Linked DNA regions of Homo sapiens: region 2 is linked to region 1. Evidence: chromatin contacts called from ENCODE Hi-C or POLR2A ChIA-PET data. All regions are on one chromosome and are shown on one strand. Each heading gives the region's core, a stretch centred on a gene start or an enhancer-like site at or near the end of the contact. The rest is flanking DNA. Distances are from core to core; before and after follow the strand shown.

Region 1 (4,808 bases), core at 1,569-4,068:
TGAACGGAGATCCCTGAGCTTCCCAGGTTAGAACAAAGGAAGTTTCTTATCTCGGAGGGGGGGAAAAGACACCATGAGAGAGAGCCCAGTGCATGCCTTTATTTCAGTCCTTTATTTTTTGAAATCTTACTCTGTGAGATTAGTTTGTCATTTAAGGCTATTGGTATGTAGCAATTGTAATAGAGAACTCTACATTGTTCAAAAGAAGCAGTACACACACACACACACACACACACTCCCCTCTCCGTGCAGCCCCTGCACCCCCTCTTTCTCAACTCTCCCACAGCCAGCCTGGCCCTGCTCCTGGCCTGCGAGACCCCTGGGTCTCTTCCCCACCCCCATCCTTTCTGGACACTTTCCGCCTTATTCTTCCGGCAGCTATCTTGCTTATTTACCAGGGTCGTGTCTCCTTAGAAGGTCACATCCCCTGGTCCTGCCAGAGCGTGGCGCCTGTGGCCAAGGGGCACCCTCCCCAAGCTCACCTCCTCAAGACAGGCCCAGACTCTCCACATCTTCTGAGCCACATGAGCAAAGCACCTGCCATTTATAGAGGCACCGAGTCCTAACTGCAGGTCATATTTTCAGAGAACAGCCCTATTGATGAGTCTAGGAAACTAAACTCAAAAAGTGACGGCAAAAGTCATAGTTCCAGAAAGGTTGGCATGTGGCATTATTCCACTGCAGACAGTGACATCCAACCCACTTAGGTAGACAGATGCACCTTTTCGTGTGCGGCCATCATGGGGCACTGGAATTTTAAACCTTTATAATCTACTTTCCCCATTTTCCCTCAGTGAACATGGCTTGCTCTTCTAACTAAAGAAAGTGAAGGAGGGATATTTGTGGCATGTTTGTTTTTTGAGAATAAAATAATCGTTGCCTACAATACATGGGTTGATCTAAAACCCCAAGCAGTCCCCAGGCCCCCTCCCTCCCTGGGGAGTGGAAGTGCTTGGAATCCTCCTTGCTGGGACTCAGGGCTGGGCTCTTGCCTTCTAGGGCCACTCCGGTGAGGTGAGATCATGACAACTTTCAAGGTTCTCTCTGCCTTGGGAGTGAAGCCCTGTGGACTTTGCACGCCCACCTGGAACAGGCCTGCTGTATGTGGAACTGTGTCCCCACAAAAGGTATGTTAAAGTCCAAACCCCTGGTGTTGAAGATTTCAGTGTTGAAGCCTTCTTTGAAAATCAGGCCTTTCCATTTTCAGCAAGTTAAAATGAAGCTATGTATGTATACACACACACTTTATTTATTTTATTTTTATTTATTTATTTTGAGAGGGGGACGCTGTCTCACTCTATCACCCAGGCTGGAGTACAGTGGCGCGATCTCAGCTCACTGCAATCTCCGCCTCCTAGGTTCAAGCGATTCTCCTGTCTCAGCCTCCTGAGTGACTGGGATTACAGGCACCCGCCACCAGCCTAATTTTTCGTACTTTTAGTAGAGATGGGGTTTCATCATGTTGGCTAGGCTAGTCACAAACTCCTGACCTCAGGTGATCCGCCTGCCTTGGACTCCCAAAGTGCCGGGATTACAGGAGGTTTTTTTTGTTTTGTTTTGTTTTAAACGGAGTCTCACTTGGTCGCTCAGGCAGGAGTGCAGTGGCGCGATCTCGGCTCACTGAAACCTCCGCCTCCCAGGTTCAAGCGATTCTCCTGTCTCAGCCTCCTGAGTAGCTGGGATTACAAGCGCCCGCCACCACCCCTGGCTAATTTTTGCATTTTGGGTAGAGATGGGGTTTCACCATGTTGGCCAGGCTGGTCTCGAACTCCTGACCTCAGGTGATTCGCCCTTCTTGGCCTCCCAAAGTGTTGGGATTGCAGGCGTGAGCCACAGCGCCCGTCCAAAATGAAGCTAAATTTGATGAGAGTGGGCTCTACTCCAAGACCACTGTTGTCCTTGTAAAAGGAGAAAAGACAGACACAGGGACACAGGGCCATGTGGCCACAGAGGCAGAGACTGGAGTGACGGGAGACAAGCCCCGAACACTGAGGACCCTGTACCCCAGAGGCCAAGAGAAAGGCATGGAACAGATTCTCTCCCCCAGCCTTCGGGGACCTTGACTCTGGACTTCCGGCCTCCAGAACCGCGTCTGTTGCTTGAAGCCTCCGGGTCTTCGCGGTGCAGAGAAGCGCCAGGCCTCCAGGGCCTCGCCTCCCGCCGCCCGCGCCCGGCCCCGGGTCCTCCCTCGGAAGCCGCCTGTCTGTCTGCCGCCGAGTCCCACCGGGCTTCGGCCGGCACTGCCCGTTTACCCTCCGTCCCTCCCATCCCTCCCGGCTCCTAGAGGAGCTGGGTCCGCGTCTAGCTCCTCGGCCCTCCCCGCGCGCTCGGCACCGCGCACGGCCCACGCTGGACAGATGTCCCCGGCCCTCTCCCCGGACGCCCCCAAGGCCCCTGCCTTCCAGGCCGAGCCTCCGCTGCCGCCGCTTCCCCGCGCTCTGCAGTCCCCGCGGCGCTCCCGGGGCCGCCGCTCGGCCGTGGTGCTCGCTTCGCCCAGCAGAGGGCGGCCGAGGCGCGGGCCTAGGCGGGGCTGTCGCCGCCTGTACGGGGCGGGCGGAGCGGGGCGCGGGCGACCTGACAGCGAGGCCCGGCGGCGCGTCCCCACAGCGGCCTCCCGCCCCGTCCGGGACCGGGGCTGCGGGGATGACCCCTAGCTGGAGGCCTTGGCTGCCTTTTGCTCTTTTGTTTTCTGTCTGGTCCCCTGGAACCGGGGCCACTGGAGGCTCCCGGAAACGCGCAGGCGACATCTCCCCGACCGTCCTCATCAGAAGCCCACGGAGCCCGTCCCGCCCACGCGTCCTGAAGGCGTGGCTGCGGGTGCCGTGGTCCCCAGGTCCCGCGTCTGGCCGCGCCCACCTGGCATCTCCCTGGACGCCCCCAGGCGCAGAGACTGAGCCTCCTCCCGGCTGCAGCGTCGGTCCCCGGGCGTGGCCGCCGTTCCCTGTCCCCCGCGCGTGCTCCCAGGAGAGTTCAGTCCTCAGCGCCCGCAGCTGCACCCTCTCGGAGCCCCTCATTTACCCACCTGTATCCCACTCCCGACCCCGGAACTCTCAGCACCCAGGGGCCGCCCTCTGCATGGTGGCTGCCAAAACCCAAAAACCAGAAGTGGGCTTTTCCTAGTGCCTTTTTGAGATCTAAGTGGTGTTTCTGGCGGTTTGGGTTTTAAGGTGCCATTTTCTGTCTACTTTCTTTACTTTCTCGAATGACTTTTTCTTGTTATAAGTAACTACATGTTCAAGGTCAAAAAATGAGAAAACATAAGCAAAAAAGGCACCTGAAATCCCAGCTTCCATCAATAACTATAGGAATATTTTGGTGTCTGCTGCCACATTTTCCCCTCTGCGTGTGGGTGTGTGTACGGTGATATGTTATTTTTCCAAAATAGGGATCCCTCCCATCCACCTCGGCAATCTGCTTTTCCACAGAGCAAGGCAGTGAGAACGTCTCTCTGTGAACCACAGTGAAGACGCACCCAGCAGGGTATAGGAGCTGGGCCCGCTGGGAGGGCGAGTGTGGGCGGGGCATAGCCGGCAAACCCAGCCCACCCGAGGCCTGGCCAGGGGAGGGCCCTCCCTGTGAGCCTCCTGGGGGCCCATGGGCCCTGTTACCTACGTCGCCTTGGTTGGTGAGGTCTCATCCCTGGCTGCAGCTGCCGGGCTTCAGGGTGTCCTTTTAAAGAGCACCTCGAAGAAGAAAATCCCATCCTTTCCTCTAGTCCCGGAAGAGTCCATCTGCAGTTGAAACAACTCTGCCCTTTGTAGAGTGGCTCTTTCTTGTGTGGATTTAAATACAAGGAATACAAAACAAATTCATATTGACCCCAAGGAGCCCCATTCCTCCCTCCGCCTCCGGACAACTAGGGTGCCTCCAGATCAGCAGTTCTCAATGAGAGGCTGGGGGGAGGGGGTTGGTGGGTGGAGTTTTGCCTCTCTTCCCCCAGGGGACGTCTCTGGTATTGCCTAGAGACACTAAGAGGGTGCTACTGGCACCTCGTGGGTAGAGGCCAGGATGCTGCTAAGCATTCTGCCATGCACAGCACAGGTCCCCACGAAAAAAGAATTCACTGCTGAAAATGTCGGTAGTGCCCAGATTGAGAAATCCTGTCCAGATGTTTCTCGACACTCTTCCAGGGGTCCAGGAGCCCAGGAGTCCCGAAGCCTAGGTCTGCCTACAGCACCGTCCAAGGGGTAATGGCCCTGGCTGATCACTCCCAGGCCACGTCCATTAGCCCAGGACCTGAAACGACTGGCGACCAAGAAGGGCCAAGAGGTTGCAACTGCAGTCTGTGGAAATGAGAGGCCCTGGGCAACGGGGCGTCAGGGGAGGAGATGAATTCAGTAGCTGAGGCTCTGTTTCGTTTTGTTTCACTGTGCATGGATTCAGGTTGTTTCCTAAGGCTCTATGTGCCTCGTTTATGAGTCTTTCCTTTCAAAACAATTCAAGATGTCCCAGCATTTCAACCCTCTGACTGCAGAACTCCACATTGCTAGAGCTCAAAGGAACCTTTGACATTTTCCACTCCAACTGTCTCGTTTTCAGGGAGCCAGACCAAGGTTTATGCACAGCTTCAGTGCCTCAGTTTCTTCCTCAGTAAAATCACAAATAATGACATCTCTCTTTGGCCAGCCCCCCCCCCCCACCAACTCCATGCCTCGGGCACTCTCACACACATTATCTCTGATACATCTACCCTGGGAAGGAAGTTGCCCCTCCTATTTCCCAGGTGACAGCGCTGGGCACTCAGACTGCGGGGAACTGACCTATGACCACACAGCGAGCAGGTGGAGGAGGGGAACACCAGCCCTGGG
Region 2 (4,808 bases), core at 660-3,159, 130 kb after region 1:
TACGAAAGGAAAACGAAACAAACACACCAACAAAAATGGACAGAAGGACAACCCCCTTGGAGATGGATTTTCTGTTAGGTGTTTCGCTTTCTTGGTTTGGGTGTTCCTTTCGCGGCCAGACGGCACGATCGTTAACAGTTTCAGAGAAAACGCCCAGGTCCCGCAGCAAGTCGGGGTGTGTTGCTACCTACCCGTACTGGTCAGGCTGGTGCACCATGGGAGCCTGAGAGTTGCCATAGTTGGGGTGCTGGGAAGAAAACATGGGGCGTCCGCCAGCCCCAGACTGGCTGGGATAAGCAGGCGACCTAATGTATGGTGGCCTAAAGTGGAACAGAAGAACAGCTTCTTGGGATTTGTTCTGATGCACAAGCATGAGCCCTGTATATCTGTCACCCCCACACATAGGTGCGGGGCTTACAGACCATGGAGGCAAGTTGAATACCCTGCATCCTGCCGCTGCCTGAGGGGTGGGGGGTACAGAAAATGCCTCCAACGAAAGGGTGGGGACAGGCAGAGAAAAGTAATATTCTCAATTCTAATCTCCATTTACCATTTTAAAGTATAGCTTTGACTTTGGTAAAAGCAAACAAGAAGATATACAGCCCCCATTTAAACTCCTGGTGAGCTAAAATGGGCAGTAAGTTGAAGGCAAGGCTTTGGAATGGTCTACGCATTAGAAACGGAAAATGGCAATGCATGGATGTGTATTTATATATTGATTGCTACAGGATGACATAAACACTGACTCAGAGAGGGGGCACGCGTAGCTTTGTAACCACACAAAATCAGGCCTGGCTCTCTGTGGCTATCTTCTGAGGTCCCTCCAAAGGCTGCGTGCCAAATGCAATCAAATACTTTCTACTTAAAAAAAGAAAATAACTTGCGCTTTATGAGTTGCAACAATGGACAATTCATTTAAACTTGAATTAGAACTTCAATTTCAACAGCCAAACCAGTTTTCACAGACAGGTTTACAAAAATATTCCCTAAAGCCTGTGTAGGTTCGGCAGAGGGCTAGACTGCTGGAGTTCAGAAGATTTTAAGTAATTGTAATGTGGAGACAGAAAGAAAGATAATGATTGATTTTCATTTTATTTCCTCAAGGGAAATTTATTATTATTTGGAAAAAACAATAAGACTGGAGGGGTCCCACATTCCCCAGATAGCAGCTTCAGAGGAAAAGTAACAAAAGACACATTTAAAAACACACGCACACACATGCACACACGCACACACACCTTAGCTTTTGCTTCCCTTTGACAAAAATCGGAATCTTCTACTTTGCTTCTGAAGATATCATTAAGATACACATCTTTCAAAGTATGTTGCTTTAAAACATATTTACATGTGCTTTTAAAACATATTCACCTTTGCCTTATAAATTTTTAATTATGTTATTTTTATCCAGGTCAAGTATTTACTTCAAAATTAATTTTTAAGTCGGGATTAAAAATGAGTAAGTAATTGTAGCTAAAGCCTTTTATCAACTCAAACTTTCTAAAATATTATATTTGCTTTTTAAACCACATTTTGGTTTGGACAGATAGATATGCCTGGAAAAATAAAATATAACATAAGAATGTCAAGTATATAAATCTCACACATATACATTTAGACAAACACACAATACACGTATGTATACATACGAAGTTTGTATTTTAGGAAGATTCTTGTGGTAGGGTGAAAAAAAGGTGGGGAGTGTGTTCCTTTTGAATGTTTTAGATTTTAAATCGTTCCTAAGCGTATTTCCTGCTTAAAAGTCACTGCTTCAATTGGTACCACGCAGACACTTCCCTGTGCAACCAGATCTGGTTTGCTGCTGCAATGACTATTCACAGGCATTTCAAATCACCTCCCACGACTGATGTGCTCACCGCTCACATTCCTTCCTCATGTATCATAAAACATGGTTTGTCACTTAGTTCTCTGACCTCGATGCTACAGAATATATTTAACACAAAAAGAACGGCCAAGCACAGTGACATTCTACTGCTCTGTGTGACCCCAGGGAACAATGCAGCTATGTGCGCAGTCACGTGGTCACGGGTAGACACACAGCGTACCTGCCCGGGGCGTGCTCCTGGGTGGCGTACCTGCTTTGTGCTGAGTTCGCAGCAGCCTGCATCACTGCTGCGGCTGCCTCCTGTGCCTTACGGTTCACAGTTGGCATTGGCGGCCCCATTCCTGGCCCTCCCTGCTGAGACATGCCAGGAGAACTGGGGGTCATGCTGCTCATATTTCCAGGAAATGGTCTGTTCTGCATCCCAGCTGATGGCATTCGTCCCAGGGGCACAGCACCACATGGCTGGCTTGGCCCTTGTCCATGCATCTGGTTGTTGGCACTGATACCCATACCGGGCCCTGGGCCGCTGTAGCTTGCACTGGGCACCCCACTATACGCTGGGGGTCTGGAGTAGTTACCTAAACAAAAAGCAAACACAAAGTAAAGCCTTTTATTTAAACTTGTGACAACATTCACTGGAAATACTTTTTGTCCAACAATGCGATCAGCACGGAGTATTAGTCATGACCGTTATAGGCCCTTCCTGTTGCTGCTGGTGCAGCTGCCAGTCTCAAACATGCTCTCTCTGCACACTCCCAGGCCCTCAGAGAGTGACTCAAATACAGACAGCCCCAGAGGACCACTGCACTGATGAAGAGAAATTCAGGCTGGTCATAAAAAGAAACAAACAAAAAAACAAAAAACAAACCCTATGAATAGGCAAGGGACACCGAGTGCTGCCTCAATCCATTCAACACCACATATTCTTATATTTTAACCAAAATGGTGAGCACCACTCTTGAGATCACACCACTAGATCACTGCTACCTTCAACAGTCATGTGAAAGGGCTCAAAAAGACAACGTGTAAGACGACATGCACATATGGTCAAAATCATCCTTTAAAACCCCACAGGAAGGTGTCACGCGGGAACCTGACATGAGCCCCAGTTTTCCTCTAAGTTGGGAATAATATTTTTCTTTCTTTCTTTCTTTTTTTGCTTGAGTACCAGATCGAGCAGCTGGTTTGTGCTGGCTGCCACATCTCGGAAAACTGTCCCAGCACAAGCACGGCACACGGCAGCAGGAGAGCTGGCGGGCAGGGTCAAAGGCGAGGGTGAGGGCGGGCGGGCAGGGTCGGAGGCGGAGGTGAGGGACGGAGGGCAGGGTCGGAGAAGGGGGTGAGGGCTGGCGGGCAGGGCCGGAGGCGGGGGTGGGGGACGGCGGGCAGGGCCGGAGGCGGAGGTGAGGGACGGAGGGCAGGGCCGGAGGCGGAGGTGAGGGACGGAGGGCAGGGTCGGAGGCGGAGGTGAGGGACGGAGGGCAGGGTCGGAGGCGGGGGTGAGGGACGGAGGGCAGGGTCGGAGGCGGGGGTGAGGGCTGGCGGGCAGGGTCGGAGGCTGGGGTGGGGGACGGAGGGCAGGGTCGGAGGCGGGGGTGGGGGACGGCGGGCAGGGCCGGAGGCGGAGGTGAGGGACGGAGGGCAGGGTCGGAGGCGGAGGTGAGGGACGGAGGTCAGGGCCGGAGGCGGGGGTGAGGGACGGAGGTCAGGGTCGGAGGCGGAGGTGAGGGACGGAGGTCAGGGCCGGAGGCGGGGGTGAGGGACGGAGGTCAGGGTCGGAGGCGGAGGTGAGGGACGGATGGCAGGGTCGGAGGCGGGGGTGAGGGCTGGCGGGCAGGGCCGGAGGCGGGGGTGAGGGACGGAGGTCAGGGTCGGAGGCGGAGGTGAGGGACGGAGGGCAGGGTCGGAGGCGGGGGTGAGGGCTGGCGGGCAGGGTCGGAGGCTGGGGTGGGGGACGGACGGCAGGGTCGGAGGTGAGGGACGGAGGGCAGGGCCGGAGGCGGGGGTGAGGGATGGCAGTTGTTTTCCCTTTCCTTTCACACCTTTTGATTGTGTGTAGATAGATTCAAGTAAATCAAAGGTACACATGATACTACTTCAATCATAACAGCTGCTGAACCACAGTGTGTGCTGGGCACTTGGTTAAGTGCTTTGCACCAATGAATTCATTCATTTCTTCCAATAACCACATGAAATATAGATACCCCAGGACTCCATTTACAAATGAGAAAAATCAAGAGCTAGAAGATTAGTACTGAAGCTCAAGCAAACTGGCTCGGGGACCCATGTATTTGACCAATAAAATGTGCTGCCTCCTGATAACTGAATGTTGAAATTACATAAATGCGAAAGACAAGTGTGTGTGGAATATGGATTAGTGTTTCCCAATCAGTCCTTACTATTTTTTGGAAGCCTTTCTCCATCCATGTAACATAACTATACACTTACTACATTCCAGAAGCTGTTCTAGGCACAGGTGACGTAAAGCTAAATACAATCCAGTTCTTGCACTCGAGAAGCTCACATCTACATGGGTATGTGTGTGTGTGTGCATGCACGTGCACGTATGGGTATGCATGTGTGTGTGTGTGCAGTAAAGCAGCAAGGGTGAAAACAAGAAAAAGGATAAAAGCAAAACAAAGCATGCAATGTGAAAAGTGCAAGAGAGAAGGGAGAGTGAGTCTGATGGGGGCTGAGGGCTTGAGGGTCCCCTTGGTGGGGGTTGGTGGAGAGTCCTCTGAATGAGCACTTCTGGAGCTGAACCCTCAGGAGCTGGCTTCAGGGGCTGGGAGAGCCTGCAGCTGGGTGAGCCTCTGCACTGCCTGCCTGTAGGACCTTAGGGGAGTTGCTTGCATCTTTTCTTGTTTCATTCTCTTCTCTGTAAAACAGATAATCCTAACACTGTCCACATGAAGAGGTGTTCTCAGGATTAAACCATATAATGGATGTAAAGTATCAAAATTGT

The links. Hi-C counts contacts between places; a loop is a spot of excess contacts on that map. ChIA-PET counts read pairs that join two places held with the same protein, here RNA polymerase II (POLR2A). Pooled maps may share reads with other maps.
Region 2: a map of ascending aorta shows a loop between it and region 1 (4-fold over the local background). The contact joins two enhancer-like sites. A Hi-C loop is called at or near these places in 7 of 168 maps with a recorded cell type or tissue (CD4-positive, alpha-beta memory T cell, HCT116, ascending aorta and 3 more), 1 of 37 single-sample maps with no recorded cell type and 11 of 50 pooled maps. POLR2A ChIA-PET finds 5 or more read pairs at or near these places in 2 of 52 experiments (activated CD8-positive, alpha-beta T cell and activated CD8-positive, alpha-beta memory T cell).

What each region holds. Positions count from the first base shown.
Region 1 is chr6:157,272,566-157,277,373 of GRCh38, reverse strand. No RefSeq gene overlaps it. Among named protein-coding and RNA genes, the nearest start is that of TMEM242, 49 kb to the left of the region's middle. RefSeq lists silencers at 2,179-2,738, 2,939-3,028, 3,459-3,618 and enhancers at 2,413-3,244, 3,245-4,077. Within about 2 kb of position 2,818, at least 32 of the 41 ENCODE cell types and tissues checked have a DNase peak (open chromatin) inside an H3K27ac peak, as active enhancers do; they include HCT116, ascending aorta, heart right ventricle and 1 more, where a contact is called at or near this core.
Region 2 is chr6:157,146,237-157,151,044 of GRCh38, reverse strand. ARID1B (AT-rich interaction domain 1B) reads right to left here. Exons shown (of 20, transcript NM_001374828.1): 8 at 2,094-2,421. Among named protein-coding and RNA genes, the nearest start is that of TMEM242, 170 kb to the left of the region's middle. RefSeq lists enhancers at 239-739, 4,468-4,808. Within about 2 kb of position 1,909, at least 24 of the 41 ENCODE cell types and tissues checked have a DNase peak (open chromatin) inside an H3K27ac peak, as active enhancers do; they include HCT116, ascending aorta, heart right ventricle and 1 more, where a contact is called at or near this core.